Regions from separate parts of the Homo sapiens genome. Here region 1 is linked to region 2. The links are chromatin loops, found by intact Hi-C in ENCODE. Cell type or tissue: mesothelial cell of epicardium. All regions are shown on one strand. Each heading gives the region's core, and the rest is flanking DNA. Links, peaks and the distances in the headings are about the cores only. Region 1 overlaps KIF6 (kinesin family member 6). Region 2 overlaps DAAM2 (dishevelled associated activator of morphogenesis 2).

Evidence for each region. Hi-C counts contacts between places; a loop is a spot of excess contacts. Peaks named below come from ENCODE experiments on the same cell type or tissue, not always from the same donor. Only the 100,000 strongest peaks of a DNase experiment are listed, where the experiment ranks them.
Region 1: a loop joins it to region 2, with 11 times the contacts of the local background. A loop is called at or near these places in 66 of 110 quality-filtered maps.

Annotation. Positions count from the first base shown.
Region 1 is chr6:39,385,998-39,388,909 of GRCh38, forward strand. All of the region lies in intron 15 of KIF6 (kinesin family member 6), which reads right to left. It overlaps LOC107986594 (a long non-coding RNA gene), which reads left to right. Exons shown (of 4, transcript XR_001744111.2): 4 at 2,312-2,912. Among named protein-coding and RNA genes, the nearest start is that of KCNK16, 65 kb to the left of the region's middle. In mesothelial cell of epicardium, for the core only: no CTCF peak of the experiment used is centred there; no DNase peak of the experiment used is centred there.
Region 2 is chr6:39,891,259-39,894,170 of GRCh38, forward strand. DAAM2 (dishevelled associated activator of morphogenesis 2) reads left to right here. Exons shown (of 25, transcript NM_001201427.2): 18 at 83-189; 19 at 376-464. DAAM2-AS1 (DAAM2 antisense RNA 1) reads right to left here. Exons shown (of 4, transcript NR_125831.1): 2 at 365-505; 3 at 48-121. Among named protein-coding and RNA genes, the nearest start is that of DAAM2-AS1, 4.7 kb to the right of the region's middle. In mesothelial cell of epicardium, for the core only: no CTCF peak of the experiment used is centred there; a DNase peak (open chromatin) is centred at 1,443.

The DNA.
Region 1 (2,912 bases), core at 278-2,777, 510 kb before region 2:
TAAAGGGAAAAGCAGAATTTGGTCTTTTAATAATATTTAGGCCTACTTTAAAATCCACATCTTTATTTAAGCTACATGAAACTGTGTCAAATAAAAAAAGATGGTGGTTTTAACTGACAATAACCCTAATAGTTGGTCATTTGGTGTGAAACTCATATAATTCTAGTTTACATTAATAAAGGTATGATGCACAGAGAACAGTGATAGTTCCCTTCAGGGAGGTGATAGTTCCACTCTGCTCTACAAGTGAGGAGACATCAGCTGGTATTTGTTCTGGGAGTTACTCTTCATAAGGAACATTTGCAAAATAGAAAATATTCAGAAGATGGTGACTGGAATGGTGAGGGGTCTGAAACCATGCCATCTGAGAAATATTTAAGGTGACATGAGACATTTAGATGTGAAGACAAGACTTGGAGAGGAGGAATGGAGATAATGGCTGTCTTTGAATATCTGAACATTGTCATATGAATTAGAAACAGCTTTATTTTTATCTTGCTCCTGAGGGCAGAAATCAAGTCTAATGAAAGCAGACTTGGGGCTTAATACAAGGAAGAAACAACTCACAATGAGGACTGTCTCAAAATGGATTAAATCTTCTGGCAAAGCAGTGAGCCCCTTCCTGAAAGGGTTCAAGCAGAAGCTGGGTGACCATCTGTTGGGTTGTTAGAGTGAGAATTCCTGCCCTGGGTAGGATCTGGGAGGCAATGACCTCCAGGCTTCCTCCGTCTCTAAAATTCCATGATTTCGTGCATGAAGGAGGGGTGAAACAGCAGCCCGGAGTTTGTTTATGTCCAAGGGCTCAGCACACTTGTTAAAATGTCAGTGCTGTCTGTATGGCATGTCCCATTTGGGGGATGTGATCAGGCCACTGGGGGATTCCAAGAAAGCCTGGAAAATTCATTGCTTCCTTGTTTAAGATATTTCTTTCCTCACATAAGTACATTCTATACCTCCAAGGCTATAGCTGAATTGAGTATTCAAAAGATGAGTAGATGAGGAAGCAGTCACAAGAGACTTTATCATTTATGGAGAGTTTTAGGGCACCTCTAGAATGTTATAATTGGGAGAGATGGCAGAGGTCATTCAGTTCAACTTTGCAGTCAATTTAGGAATCCCTTCTACAGAAGGAAATGGGCATTTCCCTTCTGACTTGTATGTATTCGAGCTATTCCATTAAGTTATATGTAAGGAATTAATTATGTGGAGTTGCATCTGCTTCCCTATAATCTTCAGCTATGTGCCTGGCCTGTTTTCTGGATCAGCACAGAAAAAGATCCTCTGTCATTGGCATAGGATCTTCACATATCTGAGGATGCTATGATTGATTTCTCTACTTCGACTTGCCCTTTATGGAGGTCAAACATCACCAGTCCTTAGGTAATACCTCGGAGGCCACTATCTCCAGACACATCATTGTCTTGGGAAAGGGTCTGGGGCACCTGCATGTCTGTGCCTTGGTTTCCATGTGTCCCTACTGGAGAGAATTATGCATAGAGAGCGTGGCAGGCATTGGGACTAAACAATAATTGCACCCTTATTCCATGTGGGGGAAGGGTGGGAACTTCAGGAGTGTGCTGAGGGGGATTTGGGGAAGTGGAAACTTGACCCAATGATGAGTATTGGTGAACCTGGATCCAACAGGAAAATGACTTGACACCTGAGCCAGCCACAGCCCCAAATGGATCTTTTCCCTACTCAGTGCAATTTGACCCTTATTGTCCATATAAGCAGAGTAAAGAAGTTGGGGACATAAGGCTGCTGCTGGACTGAGACTCTAGGCTGCATCAAACACTGCTGAATTAAATTTTAAGATGGGATAGCACATGCATGCTCCAAATAAAAGGAGATATTGCTGTGACAAATGCAACACACCATTTAGAAACATCTCTTGATTTAGAGTGAGTCATCAAAAGCTTTTTAATCCTGCAGTATGGAGAGTCAGTGGTGCTTTGGTGCCCTGCCTGTTTCCTGGGTATCCGGCACAGCCTTATACCACGAGCCTCTCATATGACTGGGTACTGCCTTCCTAATGAGCCTGGACAGTGGCTTGCTCCTTTAGAGCACACACTGGTTTGCACTGCTTCCTGGAAACTACCTCCCTGCTAATAAGCCTTCCCAGTAATAAGCCTCCCTGACAATGCGCCTCCTGACACATGCTTCCTCAAGTCTGTGCCTCCAAACCCCATGCCTTGACCAGAGTAGGTGTGCTCAACCTGGTATGTTACAATTTCTTCAGCGCCTATTGGAACGACCAAGTTCCTTTTTCCCAAACCCTAAGGAAGTATTTTTTTTTTTTTGGAATGACCAGGTTTAAGGATTCTCCACTGCCCCTGGTTTGGGAGGAGCTGCTCACGTAAATAAAGAGGGGATTTTGCCACCACAAGCATAAATACTCACTCTCAGAACAACGAGGCACCACCAGGGAACAAAAGGTGGGTCTTTATAATGTTACATATTGATAAAGGTTGTTTTACAATGCCGCTAGTGATACTCAGTTTTGGTGAATTGACTAACATCTCCCACCACATGGCAAGTTTTTTTTTATTTCCCCCAAACAAGCTTCCAAAAATAGCCTTATGGCTGATACCTAATTGCATTTCTAACAGAGCTATTCTTCATGTGCAGATAACAGTCTCTGTAACCTGCTGGATCTTGCAGCTTTATGGGTTTTGGCAAAAAAAGGAGTTGAGGGGGATTGCAGAATTCACTCAGCATGCAGCTTGCTGTCATTACCACGGTGATAAATTTGCTGGTTTTGGCCTGGGTTCCTGGACACATCCCCATCCAGAGGTATGGAAAAGAGATGAAATGGAAACAGAGAACTCCCAGCCTGAGGCCGGAGACAGTCTGGGAGGGAAGTAGGGAGCCCAGAATGGGGCTGAAAACCAAAAGGGTAGGGGAGGGAAGGA
Region 2 (2,912 bases), core at 144-2,643:
AAGTCAGTACAGCTTCTCACACCCTGTACCCCATGTCTGCTGCTCACCAGTTGCTTGTGTGACTTGCGCCTGCTCTTTGCAGCTCCTCAAGTTCATCCCAGAGAAGAGTGACATTGACCTCCTGGAGGAGCACAAGCATGAAATTGAGCGGATGGCCCGTGCTGACCGCTTCCTCTATGAAATGAGCAGGTTGGGCCATGGGCATGGTGGGGATTCAAGCAGGTGGGGTTCTGGCAGGTGGGGCAGGTGGGGCTCTGCCAAGAGGAAGGGGATGGAGGTGGGCAGGCTTGAGAGGAGACTGGAGCTGGCTCCGGGAGCTGGGGCTGGCCAGGATAGGGGTGGGATACCTCAAGATATGGTTCACCTTGTCTACAGGATTGACCACTACCAGCAGCGACTGCAAGCCCTCTTCTTCAAGAAGAAATTCCAGGAGCGGCTGGCTGAGGCAAAGCCCAAAGTGGAAGGTAGGGCTGAGGGTTGCAGGAGGCTTAGAGTGGAGAGTTATCTGAGAAAGGCAGGGTGGGTGGGAGCCAGTGAATAGGGGCAGAGGGAAACCCCTTTCTTATTCTCAACCCAAAAACAAAAACAAAAAGTCAAAGACAAAATCTAAAATGATGATTATTATAAAAATATGCACTTGCTTATATTAGCACATGCGCCAACCTTGTGACATGTTCCTTATGCCTCAGCATGCAAGCTCTCCAAGGTGGGGCGTCTGTTGACATCTGCCCCAGCATGGGATGGAAAGGTAGAAAAGATAATAATAGCCACACCTACAACAGTGCCTGGCTGGGACTGAGCTCATCAGTCTTTACTCTACTTAAGAGGTACTAGGCTCATAGAAGACTTCTGGGCACGTTAGTTTAAGTGTGAGCCATTCAGAAAGTAGGAAATTGCACAAGCTGATTTCTAAAGGCATCTGATTTTCTGAGTCAGGAACACTTCCAATACAGGCCATTTCCAGATGAGAAATTTGTAGTTCAATGAGAACCATGCGCCAAGCACTGTGTGAAGCACTCTGCTTGGTTGGTCCTCATTTGGTCATCACAGCAATCGCACGGGTGGGTGCTATTATTAATTTCCATGTGGCTCCATTCTCTCCTTTCTAAAGTAGGGCTGTGTTAATGTCCCGAGGCTGTGACACTGGTGAGTGGTGGAACCAGGGTAGGAATGCAGATGCTGATCTTCAAAATCAGTCCCTTCCCTCTTGTCCCCTAGTACTCCCCAGGGGCTGCCTGTGCTGATGGCACAGCAGGGAGGGGCGTGGAGTTGTTGGGAGAGGCAGGAGGTCAGGACGGTGGGCAGAGACATGTGGACCCAGGAGGCAATAAGCAGGAGAGGCTGGGAGGCTCATTTGTGGGGAGGACAGGGTCAGCAGAGTGGAGCAAGAAAGCCTGTTTCCAGGATGTTGAGGTTACCAGGCTGGGGGCAGAACAGAGCATGGGCACCCCCTGCTGGACACCAGGGCCAGTCAGTACTCCCTGAGATGCCCAGTCCAGAGAGCAACCCTTCCTGAAATCCATTGAGATGCTTCAGGGATAGTCTATGGATAGGGTGGAGCATGCAGAGCTAAGGCAGACATTTTCTGTAATCAGATCTTGTTCCCCCTCACACTACACACACACACAGCAAGGGACCTGCAGGTGGTAAGCATAGATAATCAATCAAGAGGGAAAGAGAGCAGCAGTGACTCTCTATTTCTAAGGTCTGGCCATATCTCCTGCCCTGGTGATGGGTGAATCCTTATCTTCTTCACAACTTTCTTTCATCCTGCTGCAGACTGCCTTTGGAGCATGCAGCACAAGTAAGGGGTTCAGCCCAAGACATGTGTGCACAACTATTTGTATGTCTTGGGTCAGTGGAACAAATGTGAGCAATTGCCATTTGGAGATTTGGAACCAGAGTAGCTTAGCCATCAGAAAGGTTTAATCTCAGACAGTTTCCTGCTCCCAGGAGCCTAAGAATTAGTCAGTGGAGGCTGGGTGCGGTGGCTGATGCCTATAATCCCAGCACTTTGGGAGGCCAAGGCGGGCGGATCACAAGGTCAGGAGATTGAGACCACTCTGGCTAACACGGTGAAACCTCGTGTCTACTAAAAAATACAAAAAAATTAGCCGGGCATGGAGGTGGGCACCTGTAGTCCCAGCTATTCAGGAGGCTGAGGCAGGAGAATGGCATGAACCCAGGAGGCGGAGCTGGCAGTGAGCCGACATGGAACCACTGCACTCCAGCCTGGGCAACAGAGCATGACTCCATCTCAAAAAAGAAAAAAAAAAAGAATTAGTCAGTGGATATTCAGGAAAGAGTCTCCATTTGATATCAAGCTAAGCCGAGTAAGATGTGTTTGGGATAGCAAGATCTGCTGGGGAAAGCTACTCTTCTATAGCTCTGCTCTATAATAATTGCTCTGTATAGCAATGGCTGCTGTCCTTGTATAGACCAGACATAAGTCTCTTTCCTCTAAGAGCTAGATAGGAAAGATATGCCTAAAGTTGTGTATTATAGAATCAGATCAGTGTGTGTGACTATAAGTGGAGAAAAGAGGATTGTGCAAAGATGGGATTCTTATTCTTCCTTCCAGTTCTCCCAGGAAGTATTCCTGGAAGAGCTAAGATTTAGCCTATCCCAGCTAGGTGTGATGAGCTGTTGACACCTGCCCTCCTATCCCCAGCAGGGGCTCTGAGTCCATTTGCCAAAAGCTAGTTCACCAAATTTGACAAATTTACCAGTTCTTCTATGAATATATTCATGAACTTACAATTCTTGAATATATTCTTCTTATGAATATATTGCTGAATATACCACATTTACCGATTCTTATTATAAATACATTCACCGAATATAGTCAAGATGAATATGGTTGCAAATGTAATATTCTTATGAATATATTCATGAATATATTATTCTTGTGA